Linked DNA regions of Homo sapiens: region 1 is linked to region 2. Evidence: read pairs that join two places in POLR2A ChIA-PET (ENCODE). Cell type or tissue: Caco-2. All regions are shown on one strand. Each heading gives the region's core, and the rest is flanking DNA. Links, peaks and the distances in the headings are about the cores only. Region 1 overlaps TLN2 (talin 2). Region 2 overlaps TPM1 (tropomyosin 1).

Region 1 (5,376 bases), core at 252-5,251, 230 kb before region 2:
GCCAATGACTATCATGATTTCAGCATTCTTCATCTTTTGTGGGTCATGGGCCCCTTTGAGCTAAAAGCCCGGGGTCATTTCTTGCCTTCTGCAACCGTCATCAAAGAAACATCAGCACAGACACACAGGTTGATCCCCAAACTGTTAAGAGGAGTCACAGACCCACAAAACCTAGTTAGAACCTTTTGGTATTTAGAGACTCCAAATGGAAAACCCCCGCCTGGGGAATCCTTTAGAGAATTCAGTTAACTCTCAACAAACATAGGATCTAATTTCGACAGAGCCATCTCCCCGCTGCCCCGAGAGCTGCTTTATGATGTTTTAGAGATGTCCATTTGAATGATGGTGGCCTCCTGCGTTTGCTGTTTGCTCGTTTATCATAGAGGATTTGTATTGCAGGACAAAAAGCCGCTACTTTGCCTCTGCAACTATCACAGTTCAATATTTCTGCAAAACCAGTTTGAGATCTTTGGCAGGGCTAAAATTATCCTTGCTTCCACTGGCAGAGCTTTAATTTGGATCTGTCTGTTGTCTGCTATCAGAAATCATGTTGACTTAATGGCAGAATAAAAATAGAACTCCTCTTCTCCTCCGTTATCTAAAGCTCGGGTTCTTTATCAGGGCTGTTCCCTGTCTGAGGGCTGTCATGTTGTACACTTCTCACTGAAGGCCCTCCTTTTAGAGACAGAAGTCTTTCATCATTCCACTCTGTGGGAATGTTGGTAGAAGTATGTGAACAAACATCCTTCCCTTGTCTTGAGCTTAGGGGAAAATCATTCAGTCTTTTGCCATTAATTATGAGTGTCCGCACCATACCTTTAACCCTTTGCTTATTCATGCTGTGTTGGCCACTTTAGAGAAACCATTTAACAATGCCTATGGACTGCTTAGCTACTGAGATCCTGAGCCATAACTATTAATAACCTGGTAGTCGTACAGCATATATTGTTGCAGACAAATATGGTACAAGCCTTTTGCAATTAAGTGGTGACAAATGCCACCATCTAAGTCTAGAGCAGTGGTTTACAACTATGGCCACATGAGTCACCCAGGGAACTTAAAAAATTCTTATGCCCAGGCTACACACCAGAAGAATTTTATCAGTAGCTCTTTATATATATATATTAATTTATATAACCTCACCACAGCTCTATAAAGGAAGACTGTTGTGGTCGCTTAATAAACTGAGGCTTAGAGAGAGGATAAGTACCTGTACACAGGTACATTGATATTGACTGCTGAACCTATGCCTAACTAAATTGCCTGCCCACTGGCTGTCTTGGAAAGTAAAAGGCATTTATCCCCTTCCTTCTATTTCTCCATGGCTCTAGTGTTCTTTTGGAACTGGTCTAGGAAGCCATCATAGTAGGACTTGTCCCAATAATGTATTGGTTTGCTTTTCACTCATTAATTAATTTGTTCATTCAAAGGTCTATGCTGAGTTCTTAATATCTGCAGAATGATATATATATAGGCCCTAGTGTGAGAGAGTGAGAATCACAGAGCACCTGGAATCATCATGGAACAGTAGCAAATATGAAAGAAGTATAAAAGATTATAAGAGGAGGGAAGATGAGGATAGATACATGTGAAGTAGTGCTCAAAGATTATTGACTAATCCATTTGTGCGTACGCATAATGTCATCTGTACACTGCCGTGTCTAGGGCTGGTCATGGTGTAACCCATTGACTCCTCTCATCGGTTTTTTTCTAAGCTTTCTTTATAGTCATGGTGCAAAGGGGTTAGTCCTGGGGTCTAAAAACCATCTTTCCAGATTCCTGAGAAAGACTGTGCTACCTGGGCAGGGGAAAGGAGTGTGGGGCACCAAGAAGGGAATTCACATTTAATGAATGTCTATTGTGTTCCAAGCATTGTGAGAAATACTCTCCATGTGTTATTCCATTCTATCTTTTTTTTTTTTTTTTTTTTTTGAGATGGAGTCTCACTCTGTGGTCCAGGCTGGAGTGCAATGGTGCAATCTTGGCTCACTGCAACCTCTGTTGAGGCAGTTCTCCTGCCTCAACCTCCTGAATAGCTGGGATTAGAGGCACCCGCCACCACACCCAGCTAATTTTTATATTTTTAATAGAGACGGAGCTTCACCATGTTGGCCGGGCTGGTCTCTAACTCCTGACCTCAGATGATCTACCCGCCCGAGCCTCCCAAAGTGCTGGGATTACAAGCATGAGCCACTGCGCCCAGCCTCCGTTTGATCTTTGTGCCAGCCCTGAGACATAGGCATTATCCCAGCTTTACAGATGAGAAAACAGGTTTAAAACCGGTAATGGATGAAGCCAGGTTTGAACACAAGTTTGTTCATTTCCAAAGCTGATGCTTTGTCCCCTACTCAGAGGCTCCAAAATTGTGCAGAGATAGACAGCAGTTATACTTCTCTCCTGACTGTCTGAACATTTCTAAATCTGAAGATCACCATTGGGAAACGTGAGAAAGAGATAACAGAAAAGAGCACTGGAAGAAGAATTTCAACATGAGGAAGGGATAGGATGGTGTGCACTAGAATTTAGATCCCTGGTGGAAGATGGGGAAGAGCTCTTATCCTGTGTCGTGGTTCCATTCATGGATGAGTTTGAGAAGAAATCAGCTGGGGATGTCTTAAAGGTGTTTAGTATTCTCAGTACCTTTTTTTAAATCCATAAAAAACAGAAAGCAAAAGACAATTTTTGAAAACTTTTGAACTAATTCAAAAGAGAGGGCAAATCCTCAGGACTTCTCCCAGGAGAGCTTGCAGTCAAAACTCTGGAAATGGATTGTTTTCTCAAGAATGATCCTCCTGAGCAGTTAGTTGTTGCTCACTTAGGGATTTTGTCTCAAGGACTTGAGTGGCGTGTTTCCTCTGGTCCTTTATTTTGTCACAAGTACTGATTGGCCCATAGCTTGGGGCTTTTGCCTTTACTCAGCATGTTCTTTTTTTTTTTATTTTTATTTATTTATTTATTTATTTATTTTAAAGACTGACTCAATCTCTCTGGCCAAGGCTGGAGTGCAGTGATGCAACCACTGCTCACTGCAGCCTTGACCTCCTGTGCTCAAGAGATCTTCCCACCTCAGCCTCCTGAGTAGTTGGGACTACAGGTGTGTGCCACCATGCCCAGCCAATTTTTAATTTTTTTTTAATTAGAGATGAGGTCTTGCTATGTTGACCAGGCTGGTCTTGAACTCCTGGGCTCAAGCAGCCCTCCCACCTCGGCCTCCCAAAGTGCTTGGATTACAGGTGTGAGCCACTGTACCCAGCCAGAATGTTCTTACAGTTTGGTTAAATTTCAGGTGCATGTGTGTGTTTTATGTACAAATAAAGGACAAATGAAGGTCCAAATAGAAAACAAGGACTTTGTCTCCTTTATGATCTTTAGGAGCTATGTCAGGAGGGACCTTAGAGGCACCACTGGTTCCCAACCTTTTATTTCTCACATGGGGAGATTGAAACCCAGTGAGTCGTAAGGGTTTTCCACAAGGCTCTGAAGTCACTTGGGACAGAGATGCAACTTAAAACCAGGCTGCCTGACTCCACATCCAGCAAGAGGAGTGTGCTTCTTTCCTGTCCCAGTGGTTACTATCCCCCTCATGCCTCTGACTTGTTCTTCACCTGTAGATTCTTCAGAAACCAACCCCAGAATTCAAGCAGCAGCTGGCCGCTTTCTCCAAGCGAGTCGCCGGCGCTGTGACAGAGCTCATCCAGGCGGCGGAAGCCATGAAAGGTAGGCTGGATTCTCACGTCTTGGTGGAGGGCAACCCTCCCAGGCAGTGCTAATACAGCAGACTGAGCAGAGGAAAAGCACAGACGGCAATGGCCTTTAGCTGGCAGATGCAGCCAGGAATACAGTGAGGACTTTCTGCAAGCAAATGGGTTTAGAGTTAACTTGAAAAAGAAACATCCTCCCTGAAGCAAGTCTTTTCTCTAGTCTTTGTATTAAGTGCTTCTACTTAAATGGTATCCTCCACCTAGAACCTACTCACTTTCCTTGGAGTCTCCCCATTTCTTTTTTGTCTGCATTTTCATTCATCAGGATATTTATTCTCCTTCAAATAGTACTTCATGTTTTGAAAATGATGCTACCTGAAAACATTGTTTGGACACCCTTTATGTTTACATAGAAGCAATCAACCCACCTGGGAAAGGTCTTCTCACCAATTTCCTTTACTTTGAATTAAGGTGAGGGGTCAGTCCTCCTGGGTTCCAGGGAGAAGAGAATGGCAAATTCCTGTGTGATGTACAGCATAGTGTAGTGTCTCCTGAGGATGCTTACTTAGATTCATGAGCTTTAAGTTCAAAGTCAGAGCAAAGCTCAAGCCTTGGTCCGTGAGATCATTTTTGAAGCTGCTTGGTGACTGCTCTGTGGAAGGGCCATACATGCAACTGATTTAGAAAACCAGGATTAGCACCCCCACCCCCCACCCCCATCCAGATGGCCTTTATGAGAGACGGAAGGAAGGTTCCTTAGGACAATGCAGGTCAGGCTCCTGGAGCCTTCATGCATGCAAATCCAGATAGTGTTTTTAATTAAGCCAGTGCCCTGAGGTCTGCAGCTATGAAGAATCACCTTCTTTTGGACTGATTCTAGGAACAGAGTGGGTGGATCCAGAAGACCCAACTGTCATTGCAGAAACAGAGTTACTGGGGGCTGCAGCATCCATCGAAGCTGCTGCTAAGAAGTTAGAGCAACTGAAGCCAAGAGCAAAACCAAAAGTAAGTGTTCATTTATGGTTGGCTGTCCGATGTCAGTGGGTTCTTCCAGTGGGTGGCTGTGAAATGGAGCTAGGAGTGCTGCAGGGAGCTTGGCTCCTTCCTTATGGTCAGACTAGCAAGCAGAAAACCGGATCTACCTGCCCGGCACTGCTTTAGAGTATGGGGGTAAAAAAATGGCTGATGAGTCTTTCAAGTTAACCACCCAGAAAAATTCCTCTGAGTATCCAAAGGAAGAATTGGGGCATTTGCAGTCTTGATTTAGTTCATTATCTAAAGCAGGTGTTGGATGCTTTCTGTCAGAAGTTGCTGTTACTGGAGAGGAGATTGTTAGCCTCCAATTTTCTGGTTTCTCTTTTGCTTTTTACAAAGAAATAGCACTGCTGGGAATCAGAGGGCAATGAGAACTTCAAAAGTGCACCCACTCCAGGCTTTGTCAGTATATGCTGGAGAGGATGGGTAGCTGGTATGTTTTTTCCTTCTGTGTTTGTCATGTAGATAAATGTTTAAAACTTAAGATTATAGGTATATGTGAAGAGAAATAGCCATTTAAAGGAAAGAGATACTTTTAGATTAGGCAGGAGGAAGGACACTTTCTAAATAAAAGGATGACAAGCTAGTGCTGTCTCCAGGGGCAAAGCCCCAATCCTGTTAAGCTAATACCTCCTACCCC
Region 2 (5,376 bases), core at 78-5,077:
TGTGACCCTATGCAGGAGAGCCTTGTATTGGCTCCTGGCCTAGTGATTGATGTTAGACACAAAAGATAAATTTTATGAAGGGCACATTATTACTTTTATTCTTACCTTCTCTTTTGCACGTCGTTTTTATAACAGAACTCTTCCTGTGCCAGTTGGCTAAAGATAGTACTTTCGTTCTTTTCACGGCTTTATATCAAAAGTAGTTTAAGTAGTTTCAATTTTTTTAAGTAATCTTTGCAAACAATCTACCTGGGTGATTGATTGAACACAGAACCTTTTAAGACAGCAACTTGAAGACTGGATCAGACCATTGAAGAGAGACTTTCAGGCTGCAAGTTGTTCCTAACTTCTGAAATTGGAACTTAAATGTAGCTGACTTAGGTATTTAGATGTAGCTTGGGCTGTGAGTTAAGCTAGCAGTAACAGTTTCTTTTGGCAGCAAAGATAAAGGTTTAGTGACAAAACCATGAGCCACTGCAAAAAATATTTGACCAGAGAGTTGGCCTAAATTCAAATACTCAGACTGTAATTAATAGGCCCTATTAAACCAGCCCTTACCTTGGAAAAAGCAGCCATCCCTTACTTCCTCCTAGTCTGTGTTTCCAAGGTGTGTGGATCCTTCAAAATGTTGGAATGAGGCTACTTTGCTTGACATGATTGATTCCAGATCTTGTGACCCACTAGGGTTATGTTTGCTTTTTTTCATTATTTAAAGAAAAAGGCAGGATGAATCTTCCTTTCTGAGTAGTATCCAGCAAACAAGGAGACAGGGAGTTGTGGCCAGAAGGTTCTTAATTAGTAACATGATTAAATCATGGGAAATAACCAATTTACAAAAATTCCCAGCACTTTCCCTCTTTACACTTGGTAAGTATTTCCGGGATAGGAAAACCGAGGGTGCATTTTGTGCTTGCATTGGCACTCCCAGAGTGGCTGTTAACTGGAATGTATACTCTCGATTTCCGCTTTCATATGTAGGCAAGGCAGAGGCACTACAATGCCTTGTTCATGTCTGTTCTCCCTCATTATACAAATATGCTTCATAAATTATGGGCTTTGGCACACACAGGAGGTTGTGTTTATCTGTTATCCATGGGAGTGCCCCTTAATGTCATCAGTGTTTTTTTTTTTCCCCCCTTTCCTTACCATATAAGGGCAGAAGTTTAGCTTGGCTGTGGTCACTTGGCCTTACACAGCAAGTTGGGTGAAACCTTCTTCGTATAACTACAGTTTGCATGAAATAAAAAGACCTGACCTTTGATCATCCCAAGTTCCACTCCAGTTCAGTCAGGACTTTGGAAACATATTCCAGAGGATTGATTTCTAGATTATAATATTCTCCCACCAGTATTTTTTCTTAATAACCTTAACTGGAATACTTTTTTAAAAAGTAAAAGTCACTGCCATTTTTAATTTTCTGTTGTTGTATTGGCTAAAACATCTGGATTTCATGAAAATCTAGGCCTCATAAAAGTTGTTTTTTTTTTTTTTTTTCAAATCTGATTTGGGATAATATTATACTATGGTGGGGTGGGCATGCCCTTGATTTCTATATAGTACCATGTTGGGGTGGGGGAATGGGGTGCATGCCCTTAGAGGAGGGTCATATGCATTGTAAGGCACCTCAAGTACAGAGCACCAGGAAGTTACTTAAAAACATCTGCAGGAGGACATTGGTAGCCTTTACTAATACAGCAGTCTCTTTTTTGAGTAGTTCATTGTTAGAACACAATAGCACTTTTGAAATAAAAGAAACTAGCATCCCAGATTGAAAGACTTCACTGGCAGTCAGCACATGGGCTGCTGTTAGAAGAAAGCTAACTTGGCTGGGTGCAGTGGCTCATGCCTGTAATCCCAACACTTTGGGCGGCCGAGACGGGTGGATCACCTGAGGTCAGCAGTTCGAGACTAGCCTAGCCAACATGGCAAAATCCCATCTCTACTAAAAATACAGCAATTAGCCGAGCATGGTGTCACGTGCCTGTAATCCTAGCTACTGGGGAGGCTGAGGCAGGAGAATCGCTTGAACCCGGGAGGTGGAGGTTGCAGTGAGCCGAGGTCATGCCACTGCACTCCAGCCTGGGAGACAGAGCTAGACTCCATCTCAAAGAAAAAAGAAGAAGAAGAAGAAAGCTAACTCAGTACACTAAGAGTGATTTACATGCCTGCAAATAATTTGTGTCTGGGGTCTTGACCCTCCCCAAATGCCTTGTTATTTATATCTCTGCTTTTAGATAACAGATGGTCATGTGTCTATGGGCTTGTACCGGCAGAGGCAACAGCAGGTCCTTAAGACTCCCCAGGTGCCATGATGAAAAGAACCTTAGAAAATATTGAAATAAGCTCAAAACTTAAAAAAAAAAATACCAGAAATAAAAGCTAGTAAAGGTGAGAGGTGTGGGGCTTTTGGAACATAGAGCATAATAAATCAGAATAAAAAGTAAAAATAAGAAAGAGAAAAAAGTGGCCCTGATTAAATTATAAAATTAAGCATATCTTGAATTCTAACGAGCCAAACAAAAATTCTACTAGGCCAGTATAATAGGGCCTGCAGAGCCTGTCATGGGTTCAGGGTTTTCCCATAAAGATAGGTGTACCTCAGATACTACTCCTAGGTCCTGGCTTTAACCTCAAAGCCCCTCTGCCTGTCCTGCTCTGAAACCTCTGGGGCAGTAGGCATTGACTTCTGGGCTAGGGAGTAAATGTTCCGTGTCCTTATGTGAGCTTCCTATTACCCATTAGCATTGTTTTATGAAGTTTTCAATTTTATATCCTGCCTCATTTCAAAAAGATTGTGATAATCACTTTAGCAGATGATTTGCATTGCAGCAACTGTTCTCCCAGTCCTGGTTAGGATCTGTGCCTGAGGCCTTTTGTGGGGAGTTGGGGTGGGGGCCGGAGAACATCTCAATCTGATCTCAGGAGAGATAAAGACACAGGAGTGAGAACTGCCAGTTCCAAGGTTTCCGTGATGTTCCGGGAAGCCAGGAGAAGTGACATAGTGGAGAGCCGGCATGCTGGGAGCCTAGTGACTTGGATCTTAATCCTGTCTCACACTGATGGCTGTATGGCCTCCACATACTTCTGTGCCCAGGGTCAGAGTTCCCTCCTGCCGCCTGTTTCTAGTCAAGAGCTAGAAGAATAGCCAGCTTCTTTGGGTGGTGGCAAAGGGGATTGTTTATTTATAGTACAGATTCCTGCCCTCCCCCTTTGACCTCCTGAATCAGAATCTCTAGGGACACGGCCTGGAAGTTTGATTTTTTTTTTTTTTTTTTTGTTTTTGAGACAAGAGTCTTGCTCTGTCGCCCAGGCTGGAGTGCAGTGGCATGATCTCGGCTCACTGCAGTCTCTGCCTCCCGGGTTCAAGCAATTCTCCTGCCTCAGCCTCCTGAGTAGCTGGGATTACAGGCATGTGCCACCATGCCTGGCTAATTTTTGTGTTTTTTGTAGAGACGGGGTTTCACCATGTTGGTCAGGCTGGTCTCGAACTCCTGACCTCATGATTGCCCGCCTCGGCCTCCCAAAGTGCTGGGATTACAGGCGTGAGCCACAGCGCCCAGCTGAAAGTTTTTTTTTTAATGCTCATCTCTGAGTTGATTCTGACACTCAGCCACTTGTGGGAATTGCTGATCTGGACAATGCCTAGGGATCCTTCTAGCTAAAAAATTGAGACCCTATTTTTTGGATTTACAGGGCCTCCTCAGGAAGGGGCAGCCACTCTCAGGTCTGCTGTGTGTGCCCTACCATTCCTCCCACTATATCACAAACTGGCACCTAGAAACTGGTCTCCATGCCCAGTCGTTGCTGGGGCACCCTGTATGAAGCCCTGCTGGCTGGTATTCCTGTAGGACATATTCTCTGATGTCCAGGAGTCTGAGGTTCTACAGAATGCCCCTGGGGAAACAAGAGTGGCATTTAGACAACAGCATTCTGTAAACACAGTGCCAAGAGCTAAGGGAAAGAATGGGGGTGGGGGTGATCGGAGGGAAGACACGGATGGATTGGTAGGGGCCCTTTGGGTAGGAAGATCTCATGTGCAAGGCTGGAATGAACATGAGGTGCTGTTTCCTTCCTTTCTGGTGACTCGGCTGTGTGGGGAGCTGGGGATAGAGACCTGTCACCCAGAGGGTTCTTTCCCCAAAGCATAAACAGTCGTCTTTCTGTGAGTACAAAGTCCTTGAGGTTCAGGCCCAGATCTAAAGCAGAGCAGAGAACTTGGAACTTGGTAGCTACAAAAAAGTTTTGAAAATCTTGCTGGCATTTCTCTAATAGGCCATAGCCTCTGTAACAAGGATATTTGCCATCATATTGAAAATGATAAGAAAGGGGGAAAGAAAAGAAAGTGTACAGTGCTTTTGAGTACATAACCTAGACACTCTATGGAGGCTTTTTGTTGTTGTAGGGCTTTTGGTTTGTGTGCTTGGTTTTTTTGTGTGGCTTTAAATTTTGTTTTGTTTTGTTTGCCCTTTGTTTTTGCTTCCGCTTTGAGTCTCCCCCCCACCCTCAAAAGGAATAGAATTTTACTGGAAAATGAAAATATAGAAAAGTGAAGAAATCTTACCTGACCCAAAAGTATATCCTTAATATATACATCCTTCCAGTAATAGTAATAAAAAAAAAAAGCCTAATGGTTTTTAAAAGACACTTCCCTATAATTGAGAGATTTGTTATCCTATTACCCTCACCCTTCAATACACACACACACCAGAAACAACAGTCATCTGCCAGTAATTCCTAGCTGGGTCCATTTACCAGCTGTGCACTGATAATGATTTACTTTGTAGGCAGTACAGTTGTAAATGCTCTTCCTCTGATTTATTTCACATTTGCCCTGCTCCCTGCCTCCATCAACCAATTACTACATTTTTGTCAAGATAAAAGTGTATTTACATGTTTTTATAGAGTCCTTCACCGTGGTTGGAGATGCCCTACTCACCTCTCTTCCCAGATAAAACTTGGCATTTAAAATCTTACAAATCTAGGTGAGCAAAGAGCTGAAGGTTCTCAGATTCCTTTGATTAAAGACTATGACCACAGTTTCTAACTACATTTGCATTTCCAACTCTGTATTGTGGATCCATAAGCTGAGAACGTTGCTTTTATTAAAATTAGGTTGGTTTTACTCATCTTACTGAGCCCATACTCTGTGCAGAGAACTGTGAGTTCTCTGGATGTGAGCAGCTTACAGTTCAATGACAAAGACAGGGCTGTGTGTAGAGAAATTTGTTATCCTATTACCATGGGTCCCTAAGTGTGTATTGTAATTTCTAGAAAACTCCTAAGTGTTCTGAAAACCCCACCACCCCTTAGTGAACATACATTCAAAGTGGATGAGGATATTTTACCTGATTAGTAAATTCCATCTCCCACTTCCAT

What was found. Peaks named below come from ENCODE experiments on the same cell type or tissue, not always from the same donor. Only the 100,000 strongest peaks of a DNase experiment are listed, where the experiment ranks them.
Region 1: POLR2A ChIA-PET joins it to region 2 with 5 read pairs; 7 of 35 experiments call an interaction of 5 or more read pairs at or near these places.

Annotation. Positions count from the first base shown.
Region 1 is chr15:62,815,905-62,821,280 of GRCh38, forward strand. TLN2 (talin 2) reads left to right here. Exons shown (of 59, transcript NM_015059.3): 53 at 3,612-3,717; 54 at 4,582-4,706. Among named protein-coding and RNA genes, the nearest start is that of MIR190A, 5.4 kb to the right of the region's middle. In Caco-2, for the core only: no CTCF peak of the experiment used is centred there; no DNase peak of the experiment used is centred there.
Region 2 is chr15:63,050,417-63,055,792 of GRCh38, forward strand. All of the region lies in intron 2 of TPM1 (tropomyosin 1), which reads left to right. Among named protein-coding and RNA genes, the nearest start is that of TPM1-AS, 3.7 kb to the left of the region's middle. In Caco-2, for the core only: no CTCF peak of the experiment used is centred there; a DNase peak (open chromatin) is centred at 3,073.